Regions from separate parts of the Homo sapiens genome. Here region 1 is linked to region 2. Evidence: chromatin contacts called from ENCODE Hi-C data. All regions are on one chromosome and are shown on one strand. Each heading gives the region's core, a stretch centred on a gene start or an enhancer-like site at or near the end of the contact. The rest is flanking DNA. Distances are from core to core; before and after follow the strand shown.

Region 1 (6,279 bases), core at 450-2,949, 100 kb after region 2:
CGCACGCCCCGCACGCATGGCTCCCGCCCGCACGCCCCACGCAGGCCTAGAACATGTATCCCGTGCGCAGATGAGGAGAGCAAGGCTCAGGGTGCCCAGTGAGTCCGCCAGGGCACACAGCTAAGGCACGGGACACCAAGAGCGCCGTTCTAGAGCTGTACAGGTCGGTGTTGAACTCCCAGCTCTGCCTCCTCCCCTATCTGTGTGACACCAGGCCAGTCACTTCACCCTCTGAGCCTCAGTTTCCTCATCTGTCAAATGCGCTAGTAATCCCTCCTCTACAGGGTTGTGAGAAATAAATGAGGTAGTCGATAGGAGAGAGATTTCTGAGGAGAGCCGGTTTTGTGGCTGTGCACGTGCGGAGGGGGACAGGGAAACCTAGGAAAAAGCCACCCAGAAGATGACGCCCTCAGCTGAGGATGAGGCATTAGGACCCAGCACAGTGGCCGGCATGTGCAAGTGTGCAGGTGCTCAATGAGCTTTTCTTTTCGCTTTTTTTTTTTTTTTTTTTGAGACAGGGTCTCCCTGTCTTGCCCAGGCTGGAGTGCAATGGCGTGATCTTGGCTCACTGCAACCTCCATCTCCCAGGTTCAAGCAATTCTTGTGCCTCATACTCCCGAATAGCTGGGATTACAGGCACATGCCACCACACCCAGCCTTAAAAAACATTTGTGGGACAAATGACTGCCTTCTGCTGGTGCAACTGAGAAGCCCAGAACACAGACAGAGCCACAGAGGACAGGACTGGACCAAGGGTGCCCTTGGGCAGACAATAGGAAGGCAGGGGATGCAGCTGGAGCCGTGAGCACGAGGCCAGGCGTGGCCTAGACCCATTCTCCAGCTTCAGGAGCTCTGCCTGGGCACACGAGCCTGGGTACATGTCGGCCACCACGAACCCCGTCAGTCAAGGTGGCTGCACTTCGGTCAGAACGAGCATCTGGGTACCTGTTAGCCACCAGGAACGCCCCTCAGTTAAGACGGCTGCACTTCAGTCAGAACGGGCACCGCTTCTGCCAAGATGGCTGCCTCCAGTCAAGATGGCTGCCAAGTTGGCCCCATAGAACAGGGCCCACTGGGCAGTGAAAGCCCTGCTGCAACTGGCTTCAAAACAGAACAAACGAACTGTTAAATGGTGTCAAGACTGTAAATGGGAGGACTCAAAACCCAAGGCAGCCCAAATTCTCCAAAGAATAAGAGAAAACCAGTCAGCCCAGCCCTGTGCCTCTGAGAATGCTGGGTAATTTCATTTTCCTCTGTCTTTTTGTTTTCCTTCAGCAGAACCACCAAGAAGCAGCCACAAAAATCAGTTAAGACTTCCAGAGTGCTTCCTTCTCCAGAAATCTTTTATAAAAGGTGAAAGATTTACAAGACCTGAAGAGCAAACCAAGCAGGATAATTGTTTTTGGAATGACCCCAATATTTTCACCCCGGCGACCCCGGCTGGGCGTCTTGCCCCATATTTATGATTCCTGGTCCTCTGTGCGCCGCTGGGCGACCTTTCTGAGCCCCCTCTGCAAGCCCCCAGTCCCTTATCGGGCCTGTAACTCACCCTGACGTTATCTCTCGGGAGGGTTTTATGCACTTTAATTTAACTCCCTCATCATTATTTCCCGGACTTCAAGGTTTTCTCTTTGGAGCTGCCCTTCCTGGGACAAGCATAATCTGTTTGCCATCAGGCCCAATAAATATGTTTGTGCGGGAGATGGGAACCGTTTGGGGAGAGCAGCTCAGGCCTGGGAAGCAGCCTCAGGCTCTCACCCCCTTCTCGGCTTCCAGGCTGGTCTCTGTCCTTGAACCTCTGTCGGATGGGAGTCACAGCCTTAGATGCCAGGCCACGTGGCCAGATCTAGCAAATGCAAATCCAGGACGCCCAGTTAAATTTGAATTTCAGATAAACAATGGATTGTTTTAGTATAATAAGTATGTCCCATGCAGTGTATGCGAAAAAATTATTCATTGTTTATCTGAAATTCAAATTTAATTGGGTGTCTCGTATTTTCAGTGGTATCAGCTCCTAGGGGGCTGCTGCACTCACGACTCCAAATGCACGTTCATATATTGGGGGTGTATTTGTTCCCGAGGGCTGCTGTAACAAAGTTCTACAGATTTGGTGGGGGCGGGGGGGGGGCGGGTAAACAAAATAAACTGATGTTCTCACAATTCTGGAGGCTAGAAGTCCGAGGTGGAGGTGCCAGCAGGGGCGGCTTCTCCCGAGGCCTCTCTGCCTGGCATGCGGATGGCCGGCTTTTCCCTCTGTCCTCATGTCTCCCCTCTGGGTATCTGCGTCCTAATTTCTTCCTCCTATAAGGACACCAGTCAGATTGGATTAGGGCCCACCCTAATGATGTCACTTTCATTTAATTACCCCTTTAAAGGCCCTGTCTTTGCCGGGCATGGTGGCTCACCCCTGTAATCCCAGAAATTTGGGAGGTCAAGGTGGGAGGATCGCTTGAGCCCATGAGTTCAAGACCAGCCTGGGCAATATAGGGAGACCCCGTCTCTACGAAAAATTAAAAAAAAAAATTAGCTGGATGTAATGGCACATGCCTGTAGCCCCAGCCACCTGGGAGGCTGAGGTGGGAGGATCACCTGAGCCCAGGGAAGTTGAGGCTGCATGAGCCGTGATGGCGCCACTGCACTCCAGCCCAGGCGACAGAGCGAGATCCTGTCTCAAAAAATATAATTAAATAAATGAATAAGGGCCCAGTCTCTCATTACAGTCACATGCTAAGGCAGTGGGGGTTAGGACTTCAACAGATGAATTTGTGGGGGAGATAGAATCCCGCCCATCACAGGGGGTATGTAACCATCACCCACCAGAAGGGGTCTGGGCAACCTGTGAGGACAAGGGCTTTGCCTGTCTGGCCACCACTGGGTCACCAGTGCCGGCCCCAGGGCTTGGCTCAGAGCAGGCACACAATGAATCATCTGCAGTAGGGCCCCCTGTCAGATGCCACCCATGCTGTCCCCTGACCTTCCCACGGTGTGTAGCAATCCCGAGGGGGCCCTTGACCGCTCTGTGAGGCGGGTATGCGGAGGAGGAATGGAGCACAGAGAGGCACAGGAGCAACCCTGGGTCACACAGCAAATCAGGGCCGACCCTTACAAGCAGGTCTCAGGCTCCAGAACCAGGACGGATTCCCCTCTATCCACCCCTGCCAACCACCCCTAACCATTTGTTCCTTAACTCTCTTAGGGTCCCCATAAGCCCACGGCACTCATTCAGCCACAGTGGACGCCAGGCAGCATAGCAGGGGCCCAACTGCAGGTCAAGAGGGGACGATTTGGGGTCACAACCTCGGACAGGCTGTGGAAGGAGTTTCCTGCGGGAAGGGGCCTGGGTCCACCTCCCCCAACAGGGCCCTGTCACTCCGAGGGTTTTCTGGATGAGGCGGTCACAGTTGGAGGCTCCAGAGGGAGACAGGTGTGAACTGAAGTCCCTGCCCAGTGACTTCATGGCCGTGTGATCTCAGCACTTCCCGTGGGCACTCCTGGCCTCAGTTTTCTCTCCTGCAAGGAGCTGAGGCAGGAGGATGAGATTTGATCAAAGTAACCACGATATTTGCCCCTCTGTGTTTCCTAACAAGTCCCAACCCTGCCCCATGTGCAGGGAGCTTGCATTTCTCAAACAAGGGCGCTACTGGAACTTGGGATGGGACAATTCTCCATGTCGGGTGACTATTCCGTGCCTTGAGGGATGTTTGGCCTTCCTAGCCTGTGCCCGTGGTTATAAAACCGATCTGCTCCCCAACCCTGTCAACCCCTCCCCAGGCGACAACCAAAAATGTCCCACCCATTACCAAATGACCCTGGTTGAGGCCAGCAGCCCCCACTGCTCTGGGGAGAGGATGCCTTAGCAGGAGCTCAGGCAGGTCCTAGAGCAGATTCCAGAGACCAAGGGTACGGAGCAAGGAGATCCTGTGGGTCTTTAACAAGGGGGCTCTGCCTCTAGACCGGGACAGGGCGAAAAGGACAACAGCACCCTAGACAGGCTTGTGGGAGCCCCCAGCTGTGTGGCTCATGAGCAGAGGACCTCAAGGCTCTCTCTTCTCCATGCCGTGGTGCCCCGCAGCCTGGTGATTCCCGTGTGCCCAAGAGTGACACTGAAGCCTGAGAGGCTGCCAGGCATGATGGAGCCTCAGAGTCGGGAGCAAAGGTCGATGGGGCCCCAGCCTGAAGACACCTGGACGAGGTGCCCATGGGCCAGCTGTGTCAATCGTGAGTTTTGCTTTCTGTATTTTATGATGCTTTGACATTTTAGAGGCCTTGTTAATCTTGAAGGAACTGCCCCTTCCGGGGCTAGCTAACTCCTAGAGACAGCAAAGAGCATGACTTTCACATGCAAACCCACCACCCCGAAGCGTACATCCCCAGCCTCCTTTATCCAATTCTCACAGCCAAGCCCATACTTCCCCTGCCCAAAGTCACTCTAGGTACTCTCATCTCAGTGCCTGGGGGCCAGGGGCAGGTACCAGACAACCAGACACTACTTCTACAGCCCGGAGCCTGCCAAATTATTCAAACTAGCCGAGAATCTATCCAATCCTACACGAGCTCGAACTCGCCCACTCTGCCTTGTCCATTTTTTCTTCCCTTGGAAACCATGATGAAGGCTCTGGGCCATGTTCCCTCCAAGCTCCAGCTGCCTCCTCCCTGACCCTGGAGCTTCTCCATGGGGCCCTGCAGGGCGTGCTGTACCCTCTTCTCCAGGAAACTGTGAGTAGTAATCACTCTTTCTTTTTTTATTTTTATTTTATTATTATTATTTTAATATAGAAACGGGGGGGGGTCTCTCTATTTTACTCAGGCTGGTCTCGAACTCCTGAACCCAAGTGATCCCCCACCTCAGCCTCCAAAAGTGCTGGGACTACCGGCATGAGCCACCATGCCCGGCCAGTAAACACACTTTCAATGGCATTGGCCTCTTCATGTCTGCCACCTTACCATACCTGATTAAAACACATCCCAGTACACTTTACAACAAACACCCTCTTCTCCCAGGGTGTACAGGTACCACATTCACATCTGGGCAAAGGGGCACCAGAAATTGACTGACATCCACCACCACTCCCAGCCAAATAAACCTGGCAAGAGGCATCATGTTCCATTATCATGCGGAGCAGCAGCCCTGCACACCAGCGAGGAGTGTGATGAGTAGCGCCCCGTGTGAGGCTGATGACAGAGACGGACAGAGAGCCAGGACCCAGAGCCCAGGGATCCCTCCCACCTGCACGGGATGACTTCTGGCCCAGCATGGCTCAGGGCACCCCAGCCACAGCGTGACTTTGCCCCACCTGGGCCAAGTGAGCTCAAGGGCCTCCCAGTGCTGGGGGAACCCTCATCCTCATATGCTCCCCACCCCCTCGCCTCCCTTCCTGGGCCAGTGCGATTGGATCTGGCAGAGGTGGGTGGACACACCCAGAGTTGCCTGTGGTCTGAGGCCAGCTCTGCCGTTCATCAATCCATCAGCCGTGTGCCTGGGTCGAGTCATCCCCTGGGCTCTCTGCTTCCTCCTGTGTAAAATAGGGACAAGTGCCTTCTTTCCTAAGGAGATTAATCACATAAATAAGTAATCGATGATGATTGGACTCCTCAAAACACAATTGCGGCCAAAGAGGGAGAAGCACCCCCACTTCCTACTCACTCTACCACAGAAATGCACGGATTTCAGACCATCAGGCAGCCGCATTGTGTTTGGGACATTTCTTCTGCAGAATCTCTTGAAATGATCATTATTGGATTTCTAATGCCACATAAAATATGCCCAGGATGATGTCACCTGCACTAGAAGGACTCTGCGTCCTCATTGGCTCCAGGACCAGGGGGTGCAGCCAATCAGAGCTCATCTTGGCTGAACACGGACGGGGTGATTTGTTTCCATGTTTTCTTTCTTTTTAACAAAAATTTAATTGGCAAGTAAAAATTGTATATATTGGCCAGGCACGATGGCTCATGCCTGTAATCCCAGCACTTTGGGAAGTCAAAGTAGGTGGATCACCTGAGGTCAAGAGTTCAAGACCAGCCTGACCAATATGGTGAAGCCCCATCTCTACTAAAAATACAAAAATTAGCTGGGCGTGTTGGTGCATGCCTGTAATCCCAGCTACTAGGGAGGCTGAGGCAGGAGAATCGCTTGAACCCGGGAGGGAAGGTTGCAGTGAGCCAAGATCGCACCACTGCATTCCAGCCTGGGCGACAGAGTGAGACTCCATCTCAAAAAAAAAAAAAATAAAAAATAATAAATAACAAAATAAAATTGTATATATTTATGGTGTGCAG
Region 2 (6,681 bases), core at 453-2,952:
AAATCTTAAACAAATATTGAGCTTCAGTTAATGCTATGTATGCTGAAGTAGTTCAGAGTGAATGTAGTAATGTCTCCTCCTTGATTTGAAATACATTTTAAAAAATGGATTGATAGATATGTGATCAAGCAAGTATTGTAAAATGTTGACTATAGGTCTAGGTGATGGGTATATGGGTTCTCAGTGTTCAGTTCTTTCAACTTTTCTGTGGTTTAAAAATACTCATAATAAAATGGGAAAACTCACAAAAATTAAAAATACATCATTTAGATACTGTTGATACTAATATGAATTTCTGAATGTACAAACATGTATTCTTGTAGCATAAAAAGCACTAGGTTATTTTATTGTTATTAGCTCGTCTGTTAAATAACATCTTTGAGGTCATAGTTTCTCCCATTGATCTGTGGTTTTAAGTTGCATTTACAGTTACAGGTATAATAATCACCACTTACTAATACTCACACTTGGCCAGGTGATCTGCCAGATACTTTTTTCCATTACACTTTAATCCTTAAAACAACTATTTGAATCAGTTGTCATGTTCATTTTATAAGTGAGAATACTAAAGCTCAGAGAGGTTGCAGGACTTGCTGAGGTCGCACAGCTAGTAGGGGAGTAAGGACTCAAAGCCAAATGGCCAAAGGTTGTACTGCTAGACACTGTGGTGCTTCCTTCTACTGGATAAGGTTACGGGGCCCACGGCTCAGTGGAAGCTGTTGCCTTTCTCTCTAGAGAGACCAAATGTCCCTGCTTCAGCTGGGGGTGGCAGCAAGACTCAGTGGAAACAGCATGGGCTTTGGAACCAAACCAACCCCAGTCCCCAGGCCACCTGTCCCTTTTACAAGCTGTGAAGTTAGGGAAGTCATCAGCCCCTTCTGACCTCAGTTGTCTTTTCTGTAAATAGAGGTAATAATACCTATCTTGCAGGGTTATTGTCTTAACTGAATGCATGTAAAACACTTAGTCCATAGTAGGCGCTCAGTGGACATCAGCTGCCATCATCCCTATTGCCACTATCATGCCAGGCACGCCATAAAACCTGGCTTTCTCTTTAGGTTTTGGTTTACTTCCTTTTCTATCCATATGATTTGGCCTTTGCCTGCACCTTTTGTTTTCCAGTGAATTAAGTCTATAGAAAGTTTTTACCTTGTGGTAGAATGAGCCTTTGAATTGTGTTTGAATTAGAATCTGCTGGAAGCACACTTTATTTTGAAGAAGGAGAAAACTAGACCCAGAGAGTCAACTCAAATGATTTTTTTTACTAATAAGTGAACCATACCATATATCTATAGGGATGGATTAATGGTCACAAGCCTTATTTATCAGATAGCTTATGTCTGCAAATTTAATTTCCTATGCCAAAGATTCTGGAAATAATGTGAACAAACTGTAATTGCCTGTAACAAACACATTTATAAGTAAGTTTTAAAAGTCTTTGTGTTCACAGTTTAGTAGCTCACAGACCCTGTTGCTGTTTCTCAGAAAACATTTAAAAGAGGAAGTATACTTAAATATCCATGTGATTTTGAAAATGAAAATGATTCTATAATTACAGACAGGATTAGAGTGTTGCATGTGCCCATTACATCTCTCCAGCCTCCATGAAGAGTCTCAGTCTGCACCAGAGGAAGCAGAAGTCCCTCTTTCTTCGGTCAGGCCATTTGATGTGTTTATCCTATTAGTAGCTGTAAGGAAAATTCTTCTCTACCAAGACTGATTTTAGCTACTTTCTATGAAAAAACCCTTGCTTTAGTAGAGTTACCCCACCACAGGAAACCAAGGGCCTGAACCACCCAACTCCTGTTCTGCTGCTTACAGAGGCCTGATACTGGAGCTGTTTTACTCCCATAAGCAATGTAAAAGGCATTTTAAACAACTCCAATAGTAATTTTGCATAGTTCTTTCTTTTTGAGTAAATTATAAGTAGTGGCACTTTCTGCCGCATATCTGCAACAGCTTTAAGTGCATTATAAAGAAAAGAAGAAAAATAGCTAGTCAGTAAGGGCATTTCTTTTTCTGCCTTACATGACAATAATGTCCTGAGACAAAGAAGACTTAAAATCAGGAAAATGGCATTGGATTAGCACCGTAAGGCAGATCTGGGGAGAGGACGTATCAGCATCTACCTCTCTGGTTACCTAGCTACTAATCACAGTATGGCAGGCAGCTAGGTGTGTAGATTCTACTGTGTCATCGAACCAATTTTTCAAACAGAAAGTCAGTGAGATGTGATTAAAGCCCAAGTGCTGCAAAAGATACAAGGTGGTCTATTGGAACTCCTCAATCTTCCTGGAAACTGTCACCACATAATCACAGAAATATCAAATCATAGCAAAACTTAAGCTTTCCTTTTCTTTTTTCGCCTTTTTTTTTCTTTTCTTTTTTTTTTTTGGCACACTACTTTTAATAGCAGAACAGTGTGAATTAAGATAATGTGTAACTGAAGTCTAAGAATCCCTGAGGGTCATGCAGATCTCTCAGGTACAGTGTGTCTGAAACCTAACTTATCCTTCAGTAGAGTCTTGGCTACATTTCAGGTAGTGAATAAGGATATAAGGGTGACAGTTGGGTGAACTCAGAGAGCTAACATTCTAATAGAGGAGATGGCTAATAAACAAAGCAATAAAACACATTTGATAGGAATTCTTGCTCTGGCTTTTGTTAGTCCTTCCATTTTCTTTTCTTTTTTCTTTCTTTCTTTTTTTTTTTTTTTTTTTCCTGAGATAGAGTTTCACTCATTTTGCCCAGGCTGGAGTGCAATGGTGCAACCTTGGCCCACTGCAACCTCCACCTTCCAGGTTCAAGGGATTCTCCTGCCTCAACTTCCCGAGTAGCTGGGATTACAGGTGCACACCACCACGCCCGGCTAATTTTTGTATTTTTAGTTGTATTTTTAGACAGGGGTTTTCGCCATGTTGGCCAGGCCGGTCTCGAACTCCTGACCACAAGTGATCCACCTGCCTTGGCCTCCCAAAGTGCTGGGATCACAGGCGTGAGCCACTGCGCCCTGCTAGTCCTTCCTTTTTTTTTTTTTTTTTTTTTTTTTTGAGACGGAGTCTCACTCTTATCACCCAGGCTGGAGTGCAATGGCATGATCTCAGCTCACCGCAACCTCCGCCTCCCGAGTTCAGGCGATTCTCCTGCCTCAGCCTCCCAAGTAGCTGGCGCCACAGGCATGTGCCACCACGCCCAGCTAATTTTTGTATTTTTAGTAGAGATGGGGTTTCACCATCTTGGCCAGGCTGGTCTCGAACTCCTGACCTCGTGATCCACCTGCCTCGGCCTCCCAAAGTGCTGGGATTACAGGCGTGAGCCACTGTGCCTGGCGGTCCTTCCATTTTCTAACTGAAAAGACTTCCTTGAGTCCTCAGGTTTGGGAGTTCCCCTCCTAGAGGGAGTCTCTCTGGCTCCCAGGCTCAGGCATAACTTCATTCTTTCCACTCGTTTCCACGCATCTCCTAATTGGGCTACCAGCACCCCTCCTTGATGCAGGCAGGGAGAAGTGGACAGGGCAGAAAGGGCTGGGTAAATTCATGAGCAGTAAATGACTCCATCAACAGTGGCCATCAAGGGAAACAGGCCATGTTCCAGCCATGGAAGCTGGGAAGGGACACTAATCCTCTCCAGAGATCAGTATCCCTCAGCCACTTAGGCTTGTGGCAGAGGCACTGTGGCCCTGTCCCCAGTAAGTTCCAAATACACTGATCTTGCCAGCTGCTGGTAAGCACCTTGCAAAAGAAGAGAATGAGAGCCCCCGCTTTTCCTTGAGTACAGTGAAAGCTCCTTTTGGAGAGGTAGGTTCCTTATGGTTTACCAGCACCGCAGCTGGCCCAGGGTTGGTGGTTAGCACATTTGTGGAATGAACTAAGATGTAGTGAAAACCAGTCCACAGCTCGTAGCCACGTGTCTCTCAGCCAGCCCACACCTGAGGCCACCACTTTGTGTTTAGGAGTGGATTCACTGTACTTTGGTTATCAGAGATTAAACTCCCTTGGAGAATTACATCATCAAATGAAAATGTAAATGTGTTTAAAATGAAAGGCGATGCATATCCGTTGAAATTAGTGTTGCCGCCCAGATTCCCGTAATGATGTGGATCTCTTCTGAGTCCTTGGGGAGCCAGAGGAGTATACCAAAAGCAGACATTTTAAACATTGATAGTCACGTAAGGGTGCCCAGCAGGAGGAAGTTACTGTAGGAAGCTACTGTATTGCAGAAAAAGAAAAGAAAAGCAAACTCACTTTCCAAAGGACGTGTGGGTGTGTGTGAAAGAGAGAGAGAGTGCACAGCCTAAGTCTTCATTCTCTCTAATGTAAGTTAATAGATATTGTCTGATATTTATAATAACTTATCTAAGTAGTTGAATGGGAATGTTAATAAAAAGTAGGACGGTGAGTGCCAGAAATCACACACACAAAAAAACTTAAACAAATTGCCTATAAGGAGGGACTCAAGAATGGGACAGGGAATTACTCTTTTTCATCATAGGACTTAACAGCATTATTTACTCTTAAAACTATATGTATGAGGCCCGGGCGCGGTGGCTCACGCCTGTAATCCCAGCACTTTGGGAGGCCAAGGTGGGTGGATCAGGAGGTCAGGAGTTCAAGACCAGCCTGGCCAAGATGGTGAAACTCCATCTCTACTAAAAATACAAAAAATTAGCTGGGCATGGTGGCACACGCCTGTAGTCCCAGCTACTCCAGAGGCTGAGGCAGAGAATTGCTTAAACCTGGGGGCGGGCAGAGCTTGCAGTGAGCCAAGATCGCGCCACTGTACTCCAGCCTGGGTGACAGAGTGAGACTACATCCCCCAAAAAAAACAAACAAAAAAAACACTACATGTATGAATCCCAGCATTTTGGGAGGCTGAGGCAGGCAGATCACGAGGTCAGGAGATCGAGACTATCCTGGCTAACACAGTGAAACCCTACCTCTATTAAAAATACAAAAAATTAGCTGGGCGTGGTGGCACACGCCTGTAGTCCCAGCTACTCGGGAGGCTAAGGCAGAAATCACTTGAACCCTGGAGGCAAAGGTTGCAGTGAGCTGAGATTGCACCACTGCACTCCAGCTTGGGTGACAGAGCAAGACTCTCAAAAAAAAAAAGAAAAAAGAAAAAAGAAAACTATATATATGCTACTTTGATTAAAGTTAATTTTTAAATTTTGTTAAAAGAAAACATCTTACTTTCAACTTCTGGAGTGTAGAAGGATCTTTCTTTCCTTACTTATGTGGACTTTGTCTATTTGAAAACGCCCTTTCTCCTAAAAGCAAACCATTCATTTCAACATGTTGGATGTCAGATTTCTCTGAGAACATCATTATTAAATAGTTGTTTCTTATAAACGTTTTCAAACTTTTTAAGACCAAAATGTTATATGAGTATAGTCAGTGTATTGTGATTCTGCCAACACTTTGTCTCTGTGACCCATATTTTCCGTAGGTTAAAGCATAAGCTATTAGCTGGATACTCTGTCCCATTGGAAGGATGACTAATATCTCAAATATAAATGAAAACAGCTGCTTTTCCATAACATTAGAGTCCCAAACAGCTGTCACATGTACATTTTGACATTCTTACTTCTTTCTAAATTGGGACAAAAATTAGTTTACTGGATTTGCTGATCTGGTTAAGTACATCATCTAACTTCTGTGGAGAGGTACAGAAGAGGTCATAGGAAAGTCCATGGAGCCAGCATGCAGACATCCCCAAAGGCTTGAACTTACTTAAAATGTAAACCCTGTGATGAGACCCTTCTGTGCCAAGAACATAAGGTCTGTAAGGGCCTGGCAGTGGCTGCTGCACCACTGCCACCTTTGCCAGCAAGCCTGAATCTCGGCAGCCAGCCATTGTTCTCTGTTCCACTGAAGAGATTGTGGAGTACCACCCCATTGTCTCCTGAACGCCTACGTCAGTGCATTCTCCTCTTCTGAGAGCCTTGGAGGATTTATTTCAGGAGGTGGCTGTTGCGGATCAGAAGATCATGCTTCCTCTATTGGCTTAAAACTGGTCATTCTCTGTCTTTGAGTTCCTTGCTTTAGTCTCCTCTTCAATAAAATAAGGTCCCAACCAGATCATAGTCTTCTGGTTGATAGCCTTAACTGTGGAGCTTAGTTAAGACCTGGGTTCTAGAAGACCTACCTGGTTCCACCCCTGCTCCTGTTACTTTTCCTTTTTTTTTTTTTGTTTGTTTTTGTTTTTGTTTTTTTGTTTTGTTTGAGATGGAGTTTTGCTCTTGTTGCCCAGGCTGGAGTGCAATGGCGCAATCTCAGCTCACCACAACCTCCGCCTCCCAGGTTCAAGTGATTCTCCTGCCTCAGCCTCCCAAGTAGCTGGGATTACAGGCATGCGCCACCGCACCCGGCTAATTTTGTATTTTTAGTAGAGAAGGAATTTCTTCATGTTGGTCAGGCTGGTCTTGAACCCCCGACCTCAGGTGATCTGCCCACCTCAGCCTCCCAAAGTGCTGTGATTACAGGCGTGAGCCACCGCGCCCGGCCTCCTGTTACTTTTTCTAGCTCTCTGATAAGTTTCTTAACCTGTTTGAACTTCGTTTTCCTCATTTATGAATGAAAATAATAATAATGTCTTCTTCATAGCATTATTGTGAGAATTAAGCAGCGATCCTTGCAAAGCACCAAGGACCCAGTAAGTCTTTGCTGTTATTATCTTATC

The links. A loop is a pair of places that touch in the nucleus more often than their neighbours do. Pooled maps may share reads with other maps.
Region 1: a pooled map shows a loop between it and region 2 (2.3-fold over the local background). The contact joins two enhancer-like sites. A Hi-C loop is called at or near these places in 4 of 168 maps with a recorded cell type or tissue (Caco-2, K562, MCF 10A and 1 more), 1 of 37 single-sample maps with no recorded cell type and 4 of 50 pooled maps.

The regions. Positions count from the first base shown.
Region 1 is chr9:125,420,896-125,427,174 of GRCh38, reverse strand. LOC112268055 (a long non-coding RNA gene) reads right to left here and starts at 5,841. Exons shown (of 3, transcript XR_002956935.2): 1 at 5,419-5,841; 2 at 946-2,301. It also overlaps the pseudogene RNU5B-5P. RefSeq lists an enhancer at 2,836-3,336. Within about 2 kb of position 1,699, at least 3 of the 41 ENCODE cell types and tissues checked have a DNase peak (open chromatin) inside an H3K27ac peak, as active enhancers do.
Region 2 is chr9:125,525,217-125,531,897 of GRCh38, reverse strand. All of the region lies in intron 7 of MAPKAP1 (MAPK associated protein 1), which reads left to right. Among named protein-coding and RNA genes, the nearest start is that of MAPKAP1, 180 kb to the left of the region's middle. RefSeq lists enhancers at 1,508-1,667, 3,941-3,990, 4,041-4,100. Within about 2 kb of position 1,702, at least 3 of the 41 ENCODE cell types and tissues checked have a DNase peak (open chromatin) inside an H3K27ac peak, as active enhancers do.